Regions from separate parts of the Homo sapiens genome. Here region 1 is linked to region 2. Evidence: chromatin loops called from intact Hi-C (ENCODE). Cell type or tissue: CD14-positive monocyte. All regions are shown on one strand. Each heading gives the region's core, and the rest is flanking DNA. Links, peaks and the distances in the headings are about the cores only. Region 1 overlaps MARCO (macrophage receptor with collagenous structure). Region 2 has its middle 35 kb from the start of EN1.

Region 1 (9,293 bases), core at 951-8,950, 100 kb after region 2:
CCACTCGCGGGCACCAAGTAGGAGCTCAAGGAGTTTAGGGTTTGGGATTTCAGTGGAATGGGAAGTGTCAGAGGAGGACATGGTGGCCTGATTGGAGTTCCTCCCACAACTAACCAAGACTTTTTGGTTTTTCAGGAAGCAAAGGGGACAGGGGCATGAAAGGAGATGCAGGGGTCATGGGGCCTCCTGGAGCCCAGGGGAGTAAAGGTGACTTCGGGAGGCCAGGCCCACCAGGTAAGAGGGCACGTGGTCACATCCACTGACCTCTAGGTATTTCCTTTTTTTTTTTTTTCTGGCTGGCTGAGCCAAAGGAAAAAAAAATTCCTAAAAGTTCTTTTTCATCTTAGGTTTGGCTGGTTTTCCTGGAGCTAAAGGAGATCAAGGTAAGAACTACAGGAATCTGGGCATCATCCCAGCTACGACTGTCCCTGGCAGAGTGAAGCTGGGGACCAGACACCACCATCTTTTGCTTCATTGTAGTATTCACCCAGAACACCTGGGGTTTTTTAGACATCTGGCCCTGGCCAAGAGGAACAGAGCAGCCAGTGGGCGGTGGGGGCAGGCCTCACTGATGTTTCTCTCTAGACTTTACCCCACTTTGCCACCCAGGGGGTGGAGTTGGACAGTCACACCCAGAGCTCCTAGTAAGTCCATAAGTCCCAGGCCCTGCAGATGGAAAAGATTAGTAAGTTGCTGAGAATAATTTTCCTCCTACTAAGAGGGCTAGCTCATGGCTTCTAAAGAGAGGTGTTAAAGCTGCCAAGAGGACTGTAAGGTGTTAAGAGGTACATGTCTCACTGCTGAAAACAGAAGCACTGGGGGTTGGGGTATCTGGGCCCTCTGCCAACCACCACAGCCTGGCAGTCACTACTTTCCTTTCAGGACAACCTGGACTGCAGGGTGTTCCGGGCCCTCCTGGTGCAGTGGGACACCCAGGTGCCAAGGGTGAGCCTGGCAGTGCTGGCTCCCCTGGGCGAGCAGGTGAGGTCCTGGGTCCTATGGTGGGCACAGGGAGTGATGTGTGAAAACCTGCCTAGTCCAGCCCTTATGCTCTCTGTGGTGTCTGTTGTCCAGGACTTCCAGGGAGCCCCGGGAGTCCAGGAGCCACAGGCCTGAAAGGAAGCAAAGGGGACACAGGTAACAGAGGGTGCAGTGGGTGAGTAGGTGGGCTTGCTGGGTGGCAGGATGGATGGAGAGAAAAACTGCTTCTTCTTAGGCCCACGGAGGAGGCAGAGGGTCTTCTGTGCCTTGGCCTCTGAGGTTCCTGGTTATGGGGGCAGTTGCCCCTGCCAGGACCCCTTAAGCCCAAGGGCCTAGGGCTGTTCTTTCTCTTCTCAGAGCTCATGAAAGTCCTTGAATGCCATGACCAAACCTCCAGCATCACGGAGGAGAGCAAAGCACCTTGCCCATACCATCTCCCTGGTCTGCCTCCCAGCTGTACGTTTCTGCTGTCTCCTGCTAACCCTTCATTGGGGCCCCTAAGAGGGGGTCCAAGAGTCTAGATTCAGGCTGGAGGGTCCAGAAAACTCTTCTTCCACATTTTCCTAGGGGGGCAGCCTGGGAGCACTGACCCACACTAGCCAAAGACTAGTTTATACCATAATGCCAACAGAGTCTAGGTTAGTCTAGGTTATATACCATCATGTCTATTTAGTCTAGGTCGTAAACCATTGTACCAATATAGTCTACTTTATAAGCCGTTTTGGTCCAGTCACAGTGTGCTTGCTTGGTCTAGAAAGTCCAGACCACTATCACAATGCATAAGATCAATTCCTGCCTTTCTGCCCTGACATGCAGGGTATTGCAGTGAACAGAGACTGTTGCCAGATGATGTGGGCACACTCTGATTGGGCATTTCTGTGGAGAACTGTTGCACATTGGAAAGCCAAGAGCGGGCAGGAGGGGCAATGGGGAAGGCAGGGTTGTGATGTAAAGCTGCATGTCTGCCAAGGACATCTGTAGACAGTCTGCCTCCACCCCTGTCCTCTGCCTGAGAAGGTCACGCTTGTGTCAGACAACCTGGATGCCCTCACCCCCGTGCTGTGCTAGAGACCTACACTGGGACCTGGCCCTCCACAGCTCTAATCAATTGATTGATTCATTCATCACCACCTCCTGGCAAACCTTGGGCTCTGGGCTTGAGCTTTTGTGTTTCTTTGAAAGCTGTCGGGAGCCATGGCAAGCGCAGTTTTACACCCTCTCTGTCCTTGTAATCTGTCGAGCCCCAGAGCAATTGTGTTTTTTATGGACAGTGTGTTTGGGAGGATCCCTGCTACCTGATCCCATGTGGATGCCACCTGAAGGCCACTAGCTGGGTCTCACCATAGGAAAGTTTCCATCTGGGTATAGTCGTCAGATGTTCCTGACTTGTTCACTGTCCATTCTGATCTTATAATTCCATCTTCTCTGGTCCCCAGTCTCAGAGTCCATCTGACTATGAGACCTGATGCTCTCTTGCCCCTGAGCCTTCTGTGTGATTTCATGGAGATGATTGCTTTCATCTCTCGGTTGTAAATAGTAGTCACCCTCTGCCCCCACCCCCACTGCCAGACTAACGGTTCTCAACTAACCAAGAGTATTGGAGGTAAAACATGATTTTACCCACAGGAGCATTGTGCTTACTCCCCAAGCCCCAAGCTTGTGTCTTCCACAGTCTGAGGGTAGGGAATCCTGCCCTGCCCTTTGCATCCTGGGAGGATTTGCAGAACAAAAGCAGCTCCTGCTAATGAGCATCTTCTTGACACCCAGTGGGACAAGCACTCTTTGTAGCACAACTTTACGGTCAAACAGCCATTAAGAGATGCAGCCAGGTTCAAATCTAGGCCAGTACAAGACAAAGCTTGGGATCTTATTAGTACAGTCTATCATGAGTTCTCCCTCCCCAGCCCCACAATCAGGGTGTGCTGATGAGTGACACCTCCTCCCTTCATCCCAGTTCAGAAAGGATCAGAGCAGAAGGTAGCAGCTTGTTCCATTCCTGGGAAGAAACATGAAGCTTTCAGGCCCTATCATGGTTCTTAGTTATTTAACCAGGACCCCACACCCATTTTAGCAAAAGACTTTTGGCCCATAGCTTGGGGATCATTTTAATTTCATCCTCATCGAGACCTTTTATATCTGCTGAATACCCTTATGGAGTTCTCCAATAATTAGGCCTAGTGGTGAGTACCAGCCAGCAAATTCTAGGGGTTACCCTTAATTCTGGCTGACCAAGTAAACATGAGGAAGTGCATTTCAATTTGGGGCTTGTGATAATTCCCGTTTATCTAAAACTGTGCAGGTTGCCCACCCGAGTCCAAATGTTTTCCTTGATTTAGTAGCTGACAGTCCACATGGACATCTCAGAGGGGAATTCCAATAGGACCATAATCTGGCTAATTTAGCTGGGTATGTAGATCATCCTGGAGTCATAGGCTAATAAACTTCCGGAGAGATTAGATTTGACAACTTCTGAAGTGGGAGAAGCAGGGGCAGGCAGAGGGTGGGAGCCCAATCTCCCCATCATGGAGCACAGTGTATACTTGTCAATGTCAGGATGTCGGTATTCCCCAAACTAAAGCCACTGCAGTGCTTGGCCAGTGTTGATATATCAAGCCAGGTTTCCAAACTGATGTATTTCCCATTTTGTAAATAAAATCGTTAATCTCTCAAGAGAATATCTAGCCACTTTAGATGAAAACAGAAAAATTACAGTGCGTTGGCTTGACCTAGGTGACAGCTAGGTTTCATTACTGCGCATTAATTATTTTAAAAACATGAGCGGTCTGTTCATTATTATCAGTGCCTCTGGGCCAGGCACTGTGCCTGGGTCTTGACTCCCATGATCACACTGAACTTATCATTCCTACTTTACAAACAAGGAAGCAAAGGCTCAGAGAGAGTAAACCCTTTGCTCACAGTGTCACAGGGAGCATGAACTGAATTCAGAAGTGAATCCCAAAGTCTGATTCCAGAGTTGTGCTTTTCCAGAATCGGTTTTATGGAAGAACGTAGAGTGTATGATTTGAGAGAAATCGGTTACCTTCACCCTGTCCCCACCCCAGCCACACCTCCCACTCCTCCATAAATGGGTAAATCCTGGCTTGGTCACCAAGCCTTTCTACCTCCTCCACAGCCACTGACCACACTCTACCCCATTCAGGTGAAATGCTTCCTCTTGTTTGCATCTCTTGAGAGAGGAGCCAGCTCATATTAAAGAAGACAAAGAGGAAATTCTTCCCATTCTGGTGGGAAGATAACCTCCACAGTTTATTAAGCAAGGCACCATACCCTGCAGAACCTTCTCTCAGGGTCACTTTTTTTACCTACTAGAAACAGACCCTGTCCAGCCTCCATCACTTAGTATTTCTAACATTTTCACTTTCAAAGATTGCAGAAGAATAATCCAATTTTAGCTCTACATGTCTTAGCTATTTTGAAATAATATTTATTTAGAAATAAGGAAGGACTCCACTTCGGCTTGTAATCATGACATTTCTCTTTTTACCATTTACACCTCATGAAATAACATTAGAAGCAGCCAAAACATTTAAACTCCAAAACACCAATCTGATTGGAAATTCTTTATCTCAATGGCCTTTATGTCTAAACTATAGCAATGTGAATTTTCCATGCCCTTTTATTTTCCTCTTGGGGCAAAACCGAAGTGCAAATAACTCAAAATCCATTTTCTCATCTGTATTTGAAGATGTTTTACTTTAAAGATAAGCCAAAAAGATCATCCATAATAGCAATTGAGCCCTATGTCATGAATATAATTTCTTAGTTAATTCCATTCCTTATATCTAAGTTCTGAGATAGTCCAATAATTTATTAAATTCTACTAAGTCAAATCACTAAATTGTCATTTATAAAACTCTTCCTCATTTTCCTCTAAGTTTCTGAGAGAGCTTTGCAGAAGTCTACACATACCCCAATTTTGAGTCCCTTATCCTTCATCTCACTTCTTACCACAAGGTCGATTTGTCAGTTATTAGCTCAATCCTAAATTTGCCAGGTTGCATCTAGCCTCCAAGTTGGCATGGTATTTAGGAAAGTTTCCCCAGACGGGGCAAGACAGCAATGTCCCCCTCTCTACAAAACATAAAAAAATTAGCTGGGCATAGTGGCATGTACCTGTAGTCTCAGCTACTCAGGTGGCTGAAGGAGGAGGAGAAGGATCACTTGAGCCAAAGAATTTGAGCCTGCAGTGAGCTATGATTGCACCACTGCACTCCAGCCTGAGCAACAGAGTGAGACCCTGTCAAAAAGAAGAAAGAAAGAAAGAGAGAGAGAGGAAGGAAGGAAGGGAGGGAGGGAGGGAGGGAAGGAAAGAAGAAAGAAAGAAAGAAAGAAAGAAAGAAAGAAAGAAAGAAAGAAAGAAAGAAAGAAAGAAAGAAAGAAGGAAGGAAGGAAGGAAGGAAAGAAAGAAAGAAAGAAAGAAAGAAAGAAAGAAAGAAAGAAAGAAAGAAAAGAAAGAAAGAAAGAGAAAGAAAGAGAAAGAAAGAAGAAAGAAAGAAAAGAAAGAGTGTGAGAGAAAAGAAAAGAAAGGGAAAGAAAGAAAGTTTTCTTAATGTATTGGAGATTTCTCCATTTCACTCAGAATCAGGAGATCTGAGCCTCAGCTTGAACTTACCCCTGACTAGCTGAGTGACCACAGGCTCAGCTACTTGACGTTGCTGAGCCTGTTTCCTTTTCTGTGGCGTGCAAGCAGTATAGAAGAACACCAGGTCCCTGACAGTTTCACAGCACTCTGGGTTTGAAATAGGCAGCTTCCCTGGGAGCAGGAACAATTGAAGACTTTAGTCAGAACACCAGCTCAACACTAAACAACTGGAAGGCATATGTTTTCTAACTTAACACACATTTCTTGGGAGAATATTATTTCTGTAAAAACACTTTGCAAGTAAATATTTGGAACCCTTTCAGCTTGATAAGCTTGTGATACTTGGGGAAAGCCAGCTTGCTTATGGTTAAGAAGAAAAATCCAGCATTTATTTGCTCTCCAGCGTAGTTTTACAACATGCAGCTCTAGAACCTATTTTTTAGCCATTTCTCCCTCTACTCTGCAGGAGCTGATCCTATCAGGATGCTGCCTTGATTTATAGTGAAGTAATTACTAGTTCCTCCATCGATTAGTCCATGGACAACCACTCAGCCAGTGTTCTCTTAGAGTCCAGCGAGGCTTGGAGAGAAATGATACAAACCTCAATTCTAATTTCCAATACCCATTAAATACATATCAGAAGGCATTTCATCAAGGTCCAACCTCTGCTATAGGAACTGTGGGTCTGGGAGGATTCAGATGCGAGAGGGGCTGTGAGCTCCTAAAGAGACAAGGAAGGCTGCTCGTAGGAGGTGGGCTGTAAGCTGGTCGCTCAAGAATGAGTGAGAGTTGTTTAGGGCAGTGTTACTCAAAATGTGGTCCTGAGACTTGCAGCATTAGCATCACCTGGGAACTTGTTAGTACTGTGGATTCTTGGATTCCCACTCCAGTCCCACTAAATCAGTGACTCCGGTGGGACCTAGCAAGTTGTTTACTAACAAGATGCACCCAGATGATTCTGATGTATTCTCTAGTTTGACTACTCCTCTTTTAGGGGGAAGAAATGGCCTCAGGGAGGCTGGAGGTGTCTTGGGAACCAAGTGCGTAGACCAAGTGAAACTCCAGATAGGAGTGAGCCTAGTACTAGTGGAACAAAGGTGCCTTCAGGGAACATTGGGAGGCTGGGCCTGGGTGACAGCCCCAACTTCCCCCATTCACTCTTATGTGACCTTGAATTACTCACCTAGCATCTCTGAGTGTGTACTTTCTCCTCTGTAAAGGAGGGAAATCACACTGCCTTGGAGGGTGGCTGAAAGATCAAACAAGGTCATGGATGTAAAGCCCCTGGCACAGTGCCTGGCGTGATGCAGGCAGCAGAAAATGCTGAGTCCCCTGGAGGTGAGGAGCTAGGAAGGGAGAGTGTGGGAAATGAAGAGGGAGAGTCAGGCTTGGGGCTATGGACCTGGTGAACAGGGGCTTCCCTATGATTCCTGTCTTTAGAGGGTGTTTGCTGCTCGGTGCTTTAGGGGACAGTTGGAGGGGTGCATCTCTTTAGGTGGTCACAATAAAGGGTGGTCACAGTGTTTTGAGGCCCCTTCTACTTACCTGCATGTGAACAGCGTATGTCAAGACTGGTGGGGAGAAAGACCACAATCTATATGTCTATGATGGTGATGAAGCAGGAAACAGTCCACATCCAGACTCTTGGCCCCTTCTATCTGCATCCCAGAGGGTGCCATGTTGCAGAAATCTCTACCTTAAGAGCGTGTCCCTAGAGGTAGGGTTCAGGGACCCCAAGACATAGTGACCTCCCTGGATGTGGACTGTTTTCTACTTCATCACCATCATAGACATACAGAATGTGATCTTTCGCCCAACCCATCTTGGCGTATGCTGTTCAGATGCAGGTAAGCAGAAGGGAAACATCTGTCGCTTCTCCTGGGCAATCTCAGCTAAGCCCTTCAGGTCAATAGCAGACATTTTCTGGGTGCTAGCTGTGCAGCAATCCTGGTGCTCATGTGTGGACTCAACCTCAGTGCCTGAGGTGCTCCCCACCTGGAGGGGACACAGGACACTGTGGGTCCTGTTACATCATTTATTCAGCACTGGCTGGGCACCGGGCTCAGCGCTTGATACACACGATTTCATTTCAGCCTTACAACTGCCTCAGGAGGCAAACAAGGAGACTCAGAGAAGGAAACTGAGGCTCAGAGCAGGGACACCTGGCTCAAGGTCACAAAGTTAGTATAAGACAGAAGTGGACTCAAGTCCGGGCTGTCAGACTTTGGAACCACTTTGCTTTACTGCCTTGGGAGAAAGGATATCTTGTCTTGGGCGAGGGAGAGAAGGCTTCACAGGTGGTGACATCTGACATCTTTGCAGAGTTTACAAGCTAAATGTGAGTTCTCCAGGTGAACCAAAGCAGTGAGGCATTCTATTCAGAGGGACAGGTGTGTGCACAAATGGCCCTGTGTAAGCTGGGGCCTGTCTGCCAGGGGCTGACCTCTAAGGCACCTCCAGCTCTTACAAAAACCTATCCCAACCTCAGTTCTGTCCCTTTCCCTAACACGAGGAACAGAAGTAGCTGCCCTCTCAGAATCTTCTGGTGCTTCCTGCTTCTCTTGTTGCCTGGGTCTGCAGCGGCAGCTCCCAGCCCCTTAGCTCTCCAGCCCTCCTCCCCAGGCAGCACCAGGCCTGGAGGTGGGATCTGAAATGCCCCCAGAGTCACAACTTCTCTTGCTCGTTATTCCAAGAAGGGGCCCTGAAGAGGTCTGCCAGCCCCTTGCCTCTCCCTCCACTGACCAGCACACTGCAGGTGCTTGGGAAATCCAGGGATTGAAGTGAGAGGTGGGGCAGGGCAGGCAGAAACTTCCCCGAGGCAACTGCAAGGAGGTTGACTGAGCTCCATGCTTGGCTGGGGACACAGATACTTATGACTCACTGTTGGTGTTCCCCTCATTACCCTCTAGTAACTGTTATTGATAGTCAATAATGAGCTTGCATTTTCCCAAGTTTGTGTAACTGCCTTGAGGAGTCCTATTTCTCTGAAATAAAATAAATATTGGCACTTAAAATCAAGAGGACATGATCTTGCTAAATGAACAAATTATTATCTCAGTGACCCAGCAGGATGCTGGGGACAGTGGGCCTTCCATGAAAGTTTACTGAAAAAAAAGGATGAATGGATGGAAAGAAGGAAGAAAGGGGGACCTTTAACATTAACTACAATAGGATCATCATCAATGACTGTGGTTATTATTTTTCCATTTTCTGGACATTAGACCCTTTAGCCACATGAATCTTTAGCCACTGGGAGCCACAATGAAAAAAACCAACAAATACTTGAAGAGCATCTACTATGCAGGAGGACCTCCAAAGCTCCTGGTGGCCACTGAGCCCCTCCACAGTCTTTTAGCAATAAAGATAACTTTATTTACCAAATATCTCCCAATTCTCTTCCAATATAAATGCAACAGCAGGGAATGGGATTGGATTTAGATGCCAGGTCAGGTTACCGGGGGGCAGGGAAGGCCAGTGGTGCATCTGGGGTCTGTCTAATCCAGGCTTTCATCCAGTACTTTGCCGTTTCACCCCCAACACACCTGTTCTCATTCATCTGCAGACTGTCTCTTTTCATGATCTGCTGAAGAGGCTTTAAACAATCGTGGAGAACCAATGTATCTTTCCATCTGCATTAATCAGACAAAAGGTAGAGGTTGTCTAAGATTAAAAATGTCTAATACCTAAGTTTTATTATCTCCTCCCCCCC
Region 2 (9,293 bases), core at 544-8,543:
AGCGTCCACTGGGATCCTGGAACCAATTCCCCCAGGATGCCAAGGGATAACTGAACATACACTTTTGCATCTGGCTTCTTTCACTCAGCATAATTTCTGTAAGATTCATCCATGTGGTTGTACATATTTGGAAATTTGTCCCCTTTAATTACTGAATAGAAATTTATCGTATGAATGTACTATAGTTTGTTTATTCATTCTCCTTTGACTGACACAAGGACATCTCTAATTTGGTGGTATGATGAATAAAGCTGCTACAAATATTTTGAAGTCTTTTGTGGGCATATATAGATTCATTTCTCTCGGGTAAAGACCTAGGGATGAAACTGCTGAGCCAAAGGATAGGTGTGTGTTTACATTTGTTAGAAACTTTCAGACAGTTTTCTAAAGTGGTTGTGTCATGTTATCTTTCATTTAACCTTCAATATTAGATGTATTTTAAGCTGCCGTAAATATCTTTTGGAAGTAGGTGAGTTTTAAGTGAAGGAATGAATGAATGATGGATGGATGACCCAACAATTCAGCTATCCTCTAACCCAGTATGTGGCCAACACAGAGCCTGTGCTCACTGTCCTCATCCTGCTGGGTTTCTTGAACTCAGGGTGGCTCCATCTGCACAGCAAACCACACCACCAAGGCTGGCCCCTCCTAGCTTTTCAACCCCATTGCCACTGTAGATGCCTTGGCAGGAAATCCAGCCAGGCTCATCCTAAAGAAATCCCATTCCCTTTGCTAGAGCAGGAGCAGGAAGCCCATGCTGTTGGCTATAGAGAGGAGCAGTCAGCTCAGGCACTGCTCTCAGCTCTGTTACCAACCAGGTGTCCAAAGAAGCTGAGTATCCCTCTCTCTGGGTGCCAGCATACTCCTCGTTTGTTTTGGGCTCTCAGAGGTCAACTGTGGGCAGTGACTCATCCAGTGGATTATGAAATGGAAGAGGCTGAGGCTGGCCTCAGGTGCCAGTTCCATCACTCCTTCAGTGAGCCACCCCTCATGCTCCACCCTTCCCTGACAGCTCAGCTGCACCTGGAGCTTTCTGAAATGTCAGACCATGGTTCTCTGTATTGGAAGAAGCAATGATCTCAACACCAAACTCTTCCTGTCCTCATTCTGGGACCTTGATGCCTTGAGAGTTTCCTGTTGCACAATCTGTTTGTCTGTAGAGAAGTGGCATCCAGAGGGTGGTAGGGGAGGAAAAAAAAATGAAGTAATGGGACAGAGCAGACACAGGTAAAGAGGGCCTTAGGTCCTCAGGAAAGGGGAAAGGGAGGGATATGGCCCTTCCCTCCAGGTCCTCATATTTGTTGCCCCTTGTTCTGGAACGGACCCAGAGGCTTGCCTTCAGAGGGTTCTAATTTACTCTGTATTCTGTGTGGTAAAAGCAAGAGGCAGCATGTCCAGTGGACTGTGAGACTGAGCACTCTAAAGCCAGTAGGGTCAAGTCACTGGTAGCCCACTGGCACCTTTGAAAAGCAGAAGAGGGGCTAGGCACAGTGGCTCATACCTTTAATCCCAGCACTTTGGGAGGCCAAGGTAGGTGGATCTCCTGAGGTCAGGAGGTTGAGACGAGCCTGGCCAACATGGTGAAATGCTGTCTCTAATAAAAATACAAAGATTAGCTGGGCGTGGTGGTGGGTGCCTGTAATCCCAGCTATTTGGGAGGATGAGGCAGAAGAATCGCTTGAGCCTGGAAGGCCGTTGTTGCAGTCAGTCAAGATCACACTATTGCACTCCAGCCTGGGCAACAAGAGTGAGACTCCGTCTCAAGGAAAAAAAAAAAGAAAAGAAAAGTAGAAGAGTTGCCATTTATTTGCCTGGGGTGCAGTGCAAGCTGACACTCAGGTACACTCACCCCTTGGTAGGTGCCCCTGAGAAGGACACAATTTGCCAACTGCAAGTGGTGGCCCCAGGTAAGATGCCTCACTCATTGGCAGGCACTCTTGGTGGATCTCCTGAGAAGGAGCCATACAGATTGTCTGCTGGTGTGGGTGATCTGTGCAGACAGCCCCACTACAGTTGTGGACTGGGCCTCGAATGTGTTTCTCTGGCAGTGGTGCATTGACTGGACCCACACAAAGCCTTCCAGCTCATCAGCCTTCTTGCTAACGCAATGTGTGCAAGAAGAATTCAGGATCCCCTGTATTTGGTATGTGTGTGTTGGGTTTACAGTCAAAACCAGACAGAGGAAGTCTCTCTCTGATGTCAAATATCAGATATTTGGAAAACTTTTTCAAAACGCCAATATAACACAATGTTTAAGAGTACAGACTCTAGTAGCAGACTTGTCCATTTAAATCCTGGCACCACCGCTTTCCACTGATGCCAATGGAATATTCTTTAACTTCTTTGAGACTTTATTCCTCTATCTTTACATAAGGATGATGCCTACTTCCTACGGTTAATGTAAAGATCAAATAAGACACTGTGTGTGAAGCACCCATCCCATCATAAGTACTTGATGAACTATGATTAGACAAGATATCTGAATGGCTGTTTCGTCTTTTGACCTGGAAGCTTGGCTAGAACAGTTTTAAACAGTTAAAAATGAAGAGAAATCAGTTAAACAAATGGTGCTTTTAGAAGATGCTGGAAGACAGAGGATGATCTGGATGACCCCTTTACTTGCAAAGGCTTCAGGATGATGTCTGCATGAGCACACTGAGCTGTTTGTCTCTTCAACAGGGTGACTCTCGAGTAATGATGCTGGCCAGTGCCACCCCTAATTGAGTTTTAATTACAGTACTTCCAGGAACAATGAAGTGAAACCTCTGTTCTCCTTGCATAATTAAATTTAGGTTAGCATATCTGGAGAATTCTTAGCCCACACATGCACCACTTCTCCTTGTCTGAAGAGGGATTTCAAAATTGGACATTGTTGTTTAACGGATGGAGTTAAAGAATGACACATGGGCTTTGCTCCTCTTTAATTACGAATAGTTAATTGTAGAAAGAACCTAATTAGATTGCCCACCAGCGGGAGATGTAGGTGGAGATGAGATGGATCTCTTCATTAGCTATGGTTCCAAGGAAAAGAGGCCAAGGAGGTTTCCAGGCAGGGCAGTCATAATTTTGAGAGACACTGCGGTCCGTGGAAGGGGACTGACTTTGTGAACCTGCAGGCGCTTTGGAGCACCTACATGCTGAGCACCTAAGTTCCAAGCACCATGCTTGTCTCTGAAAGCAGCCCAAGGAAAGGAAAAGACATGGTCCCTTTCCTTGAGATGCCATTAGCTTGTTCAAAAAAACAAAATTAGCATGCTGGAAGCAGAGAAAAAGGAGACCTTCCTCAAAACCTAAACCATGAGCTACTGATGACAGGTTCTAACTGGCGTCCAAGAAAGCAGCTCACTGGAAACTGCAATGGCTTGCAGAATGCTGTGTGGAACCCAAGTCCAAAATCAGTCTCTATCGTTATAAGTGCCGAAGGCTTGACTGGTTAAGTAGCCTAGTGATTCTCAACTGAGGGCGATTTTGTGTCTTGCCTCTCCTGCATAGGACTTTGGCAACATCTGGAGACATTTTTGGTTGCCCTAACTAAGCGGGTTGTTACAGGCATCTCGTAAGTAGAGGCCAGAGATGCTGCTAAACATCATGCAATGCACAGGATGGCCTCACCCCACCCCCAACAAAGAAATATCCAGCCCCAAATGTTCAGAGTACTGAGGCTGAGAAACCCTGGAGTAACCTGTTCTGGATCCAGGGCAGCAAGCGTGGCAGAGAAGTCTCTCGTGCCATGTCAAAGTGTGGCCTGAGACAGACACGTGCTTCCAATCAGCCTCCAGGAGCAGCCACCATCAGGTCACCTGTAGAGAAGGTCCCAGCCTGTGTTTCTTTTGTAAATGGCCGCAGGGTAGCTGCTCAACAGGTTGATCAGCAGTTGGCGAGGGAGTGTGTTCTATAGCTTGGCCACCAGGTGGAGATCGTGGGCTGTTTTTTTGCCATGGAATAGGTGCACCTGAGCTGGACCGGCCTACCCAGAGAGAGGCGTTTGCTCCTGGTTGCTTTCTCTAAGCCTCTGGTAGCCATCAGGAAGAGGGACTTTGAGGAGACAGAGGCATGAACTGGAGAGAGTGCTCAATATCCTCTTCTTGCTTAGCAATCCCTGGGCGTTTACAGCTCTGATCCTCCTTTCCAAACATTGAGATTTGCACCCTGGAACTTTTCTGTTAGCAGTGTCTATTCTGAAGGGGTATTTTGCTCCACTGTTATAAATGTGCCCTGTTGTTTCTGTCTGGAAGACAGACTGGGGAATATGGATAGGGATTGGGGAGGTGGGCAGATGGAAGAGCTACATGGCAGAGGTTGGCGCATCCCATCCCTCAGGTCACGATGTATGCCTGATGCTCTGCACACATGACCTCATTTTACCTCTTGGTGGACCATTTTAGATAGAGGCTTAACAACAAGCCAAAGTTGCACATTAAAGCCAAGTCCAGTCCTCCCCACGTCCCCACAGAGCCTCTTCTTCGACATCAGTGTAGGAGTTTCCTCATCTGTAAAGTCATGGGACTGGACTCAGGCTGGTTGCCTTCAGGGAACCATGTAATTTATCACCTGAGCAGGACACTTGGGAGAGTGGGAGGGAGCACTAACAGGACAGTGGTTGGGACAGCAGGTGCAAACCTGGACACGAGGTCAGCCTGGCTAAGTGACCCTTCCTGTCTAATACCCTCAGCTTCTGAGACCCAAGCGGGACTGTTTTCAGCTTCCATGACATTCATGAACATCATCCGGTGTAGCCATAAGGGAAGACCTGGGGGTAGAAAGAGAGTGAGAAAACTTGAAAGGCTGAGACTTTGGGGGCAATGCCTAGGACCAAAGGGGCACACTACCTCAATAGTTGTGTTCCAGGTTATGAGTGTGTCACTTATCACTTTATTGCCTCACTTCTCCCAACCCATACTTCATTGCATTGCTTGTGATACTGGAGGTGAATCTTGCCAACACGTCTCTTTTGCAACTGGCACGATGCTCAGCTTTGCCAGTAGAGGGTGGTAGAGGCACACTGCAGGGGGAAGGGCTTCTCTGCTGGTGTCTCTGTGCTCTGATTCCTTCTTGCTCCCGCGGGGTTCGGGACACCCAGTTGCAGCCTCCCTCAAGGACTTGCAGTGGCATCCCCTGTGTGCAGCTTTCTAGCGAGTTCTGCTGGCACCTCGCCCAGCTTCCAGTGAGTTCAAAAGCACCCCTTGAGGGCTTCGCCGTCCCACCAGTCCCCCAGCCGATTTTTCAGAAAGTTCAGCAGCGTTTCCTCCAGGCAGCTTCCCGGAAAGGGTTGCTGTCACCCCCGGGGGCAGTTTCCTGTTGGACAGTCTCCACCTGTCACCTGGGCAAACTTCATTCTCCAGTGGGGACAGCCCCATGCTCTCCCGCAAAGTCTGATTCTCATCCTTGGTGGTGAGAGGGGAAGCGGGTGGGGTGTCCCACATTTGTTTTCTCCTCGGGCACTTCGCTTAGCCTTTAGTGCCTGCCCCATATATCTGCCACCTCTGTAAAGTGCTCCCTTTACCCTCAGTAGCCAATACCCTGATACTCCCCTGTTATTAGTTAATAATTCTTAACTTTCCCATTTAAAATCCTGTGTGGTTTTCGTCTCTTGTTTGTCTGATAGTTTTCTTTCATTTTTCAACATCTATTTTTGACTTTCTTTTTGTATTTGTCCTGCTTATCGAGGACCTTGTTTGTAGAAATGCATCAAGAAATAAATTCTTTCATGCCACCAAATTCAGGAGACTCGAGTGAGTATGCTAAGTGGTTTCAGATAGCTGACCCTGAAAGTGTGCAGAGCTGAGCAATGTGTATGGTTCCCCCAAAGCAACTGTCCCTATGTCTTCAAGTTCCCAGGGTTTAAAACACCATGTTGCTTATGCCACTGGGCAGCAAGAAGTGGGCAAGTCACCTCCCCTCTCTAGGCCTCAGGATCTCCTTTTGTGTCCGGAGTTGGTTCCTTCCAGTGAGTTCTTGGTCTGGCTGACTTGAAGAATGAAGTCGCGGACCTTTATGGCGAGTGTTATAGCTCTTAAAAGTGGTGCAAACCCAAAGACTGAGCAGTAGCAAGATTTATTGTGAAGAAGGAAAGAACTAAGCTTCCACAGCATAGAAGGGGATCCCAGCAGGTTGCTGCTGCTGGCTGGGGTGGCCAGCTTTTATTCCCTTATTTGTCCCTGCCCACCTTCTGATGATTGGTCCATTTTACAGAGTGCTGATTGGTCCATTTTACAATCCTTTAGTTAGACACAGAGCGCTGATTGATGCATATTTGCAGAGTTCTGATTGGTGCATTTACAATCCTTTAGCTTGACACAAAAGTTCTCCAAGTCCCCACTAGACCCAGGAAGTCCAGCTGGCTTCATCTCTCAATCTCCCCTCTAAACAGGACACCCCAACTGCTGTTGGGAATTGGGAGATGACTGCTCTAGCTACTTCCTGCTGGATAGGGGTGAAGAAGGGGCCCTGCAGTTGTAGTGTCCTCCAGAGGGGAACTCTTTAGGCCAGTGTAAGGGCCAGCGGGTCGGTCCAAGGATCCTCACTAGAAATTGTTAGTTGAGCTCATTTGGGGCTCCATTTGTAAGATCATCTGTAGTTTGATGGCCTCAATCCTAGAGGAAACAAATTTTACAAGGAGGTTAAAAATGCAGGGCCCGAAGGTGAGTAATAGTAAGCTGGCTGTCACGGTACCTAGAAAGCAGAGAAGCCATGTCGCCCAACTCCAGAGGTTGGTATAAGAGTTTGAAAGGCGTTGTCTGATTTCAGAAGCCTTTTCCTGTAAACGCCGGGCAGCATCTCTTACTATCCCTGACTGGTTAGTGTAAAAACATCACTCTTCCCCTAAGAAGGTGCAGAGTCGTCCCTTCTCAGCAGTAAGGAGATCTAGGCCTCGGTGATTTTGGAGAGTCACTGCTGCCAAAGAGTCTATTTGGGATTGCAGAGGAAGGATAGATTTTGTTATTTCTTGCAAACTGCCTGAGAGGCAGATATAGGTTGAAGTTCCACATAAGAAGAATATGCCTTGGCTGGGTAGACAGAAATTTACCCTGGCTTTTAAAGGAATAGGGTACACTGTTTTTTCTTTACTACTTCTATCTCTCTCTTTCTCTCTCTTTGACTCCTTCTTTGTCTGTCTCTCTTTTGTAAAATGAGAGGGTAGGACAAGGTCATCACTAACATACCCTCCAGCTGTAAGAGTCTGAAATTCTATAGCTGGATGTATGTTCCAGAAACATCTGTACTTTCTCATTATCCACACATGTATAATCATCAGTCTGGCATTCAAGCTGAGTTGTTTCTTAGCCTAGTGAAAGCATCACTTCCAATAAATGTGCAACCACCTCTTGGAAGGCCAACACAACTTACTGTGTTAGTCATTTACCCTTTAGTGAGAATGAGTGCAGAAAGATCATCTGATCAAATAACCCACCTTTGTAGAGAAGATAATGGAGGCCCAGAATGATTAACTGACTTGCCCAAGGCTGCGGGGTTGATTCTGACAAAAGCAGGACTAGAACCCAGGATGCTTGGGTCCCCGTTCAATTTCTCACACCATATTGCTTTTGCACCAGTGTTTAAGTTCTCTGTCAGTTCTTTTCTTGATGTTATATTTGAATGGCAGTAGGAAAAGAAGCTACTGTACTCCTTGGATGGGGTGGGGGAATGTTCATCGTTCACAGGAGAAAAATACAAGGAGATTTTGAAGGAAGGACTAGGGATTCTGAAGATAAGTTATTCTTCTGGCTGATGGTGAATGCAAATTAGCTTCATGCATTTCCTTAAACCAAAGCACTTTAAGGATGTTTTTGTTAAGGCCAAATACCTCACACGTCTGGTACAGTAAGCAAGCTCTTCACTTGTCTTTTGTTTGATCTAATCCAACGGCTCTCAACTGGGGCCAACTTTGTCCCTCAAAGGACATTTGACAAAGTCTGAAGCATTTTTGATTGTCCCAACTGGGGAGGGTGCCTGTTGGCATTTAGTAAGTAGATGTCAAAGATGCTGCTAAACATCCTAAAATGCACAGGACATCCTCCTACCACAAAGAGTTATCTGATCCAAAATGTCCATAGTGCCAAGGTTGAGAAACCCTGATGTAGCCAAACATGTTTCTTAATATTATAGAATTGCAGAGCCGAACAGAGGCAACTCCCATCCAGCTCAATCATAACCTCTGTCTGCCTCTGACCAAGGGTCAGTCAGCTTCTGCTTGAACTCCTTGGAGAGAGTCAGAGACCTCTGGGCTCCAGAGATTATTGGAGAATTTGATGCCATTCTGGTTACCCTCAGGGTCCTACGATGAGAAGTTTTCTTTATCACTCTCTTCTTTTTAAAACTATGCAAATAATATTGTAATAACAATACCACAAATTAAAGAGGAAATAATTCATCCTAAATTTTGCCACCATTCCAAAAAACTGTTCCCATATTTCTGTGTTACATGTTAGATGTTACTATAGTCACACCTAATTTTTCTGAAACCACAAACTGTTTTTTGTTTGACATTTTATCATAAGCATTTTTTTTATTATTATACTTTAAGTTTTAGGGTACATGTGCACAACGTGCAGGTTAGTTACATATGTATACATGTGCCATGTTGGTGTGCTGCACCCATTAACTCGTCACTTAACATTAGGTGTATCTCCTAATGCTATCCCTCCCCCCTTCCCCCACCCTACAACAGGCCCCGGTGTGTGATGTACCCCTTTCTGTGTCCATATCATAAGCATTTTTAAGGTTGTAACAACTGCTCATTATTGATGGCTATCAAAATGAGAAATGATCCTTGGTGTAATGATGCCTTCCCCAATTGTTTGACACTTAGGTTGTTGGTTTGTCTGTTGTTGTAGGGAATACCACTCCAACAATCATCATGCATCAGACTTGTCCCATGTTTCCAATGCTTTTTTTTTTTTTCTCAGTATAAGCCTCCCAAGTAGGGTTATCAATTCAAAGGACAATTTTCCTCTATTGTCAGAAGAGGCCATTACCAAAACCTCTGTGGCAGAAGCAGGTAGACACCGTTGCACCATTGGAGTCAGTCCCTTAAGCATTCTAGGTACCACGAGGAAGTTGGCAGACGATTTTCTGGTAAAATCTCTGAAGCATTTCTGGTGCCTTTACTTCTGAAACCAGCACCTTCACTAACATCCATAAAGTGTGTCTTTCATATTTATGACCAATTGAAGACAAGGATGTTATCGTTTCATCAAAGGGCTCTCTAGCCTTGCACCAGGCCCATGGGTGCACCTCACCTCTTAAGCAACTGTATCAGCAGCGACCCTGGAGATAGAAAGATGCAGTCTCCT

Evidence for each region. Hi-C counts contacts between places; a loop is a spot of excess contacts. Peaks named below come from ENCODE experiments on the same cell type or tissue, not always from the same donor. Only the 100,000 strongest peaks of a DNase experiment are listed, where the experiment ranks them.
Region 1: it touches region 2 in a loop (2.5-fold over the local background); 2 of 110 quality-filtered maps call a loop at or near these places.

The regions. Positions count from the first base shown.
Region 1 is chr2:118,981,274-118,990,566 of GRCh38, forward strand. MARCO (macrophage receptor with collagenous structure) reads left to right here. Exons shown (of 17, transcript NM_006770.4): 9 at 136-234; 10 at 348-383; 11 at 883-981; 12 at 1,075-1,137. It overlaps LOC124906072 (a long non-coding RNA gene), which reads right to left. Exons shown (of 3, transcript XR_007087213.1): 3 at 8,934-9,213. Among named protein-coding and RNA genes, the nearest start is that of MARCO, 44 kb to the left of the region's middle. RefSeq lists an enhancer at 7,714-8,215. In CD14-positive monocyte, for the core only: a CTCF peak has its summit at 5,699; DNase peaks (open chromatin) are centred at 5,668, 6,838 and 8,438; H3K4me3 peaks cover 908 bases; H3K27ac peaks cover 2,244 bases.
Region 2 is chr2:118,877,821-118,887,113 of GRCh38, forward strand. No RefSeq gene overlaps it. Among named protein-coding and RNA genes, the nearest start is that of EN1, 35 kb to the left of the region's middle. RefSeq lists a silencer at 3,945-4,004. In CD14-positive monocyte, for the core only: CTCF peaks have their summits at 3,937 (motif pointing right), 4,136, 4,986 (motif pointing right) and 5,186; DNase peaks (open chromatin) are centred at 921, 3,911 and 5,001; H3K4me3 peaks cover 652 bases; H3K27me3 peaks cover 815 bases.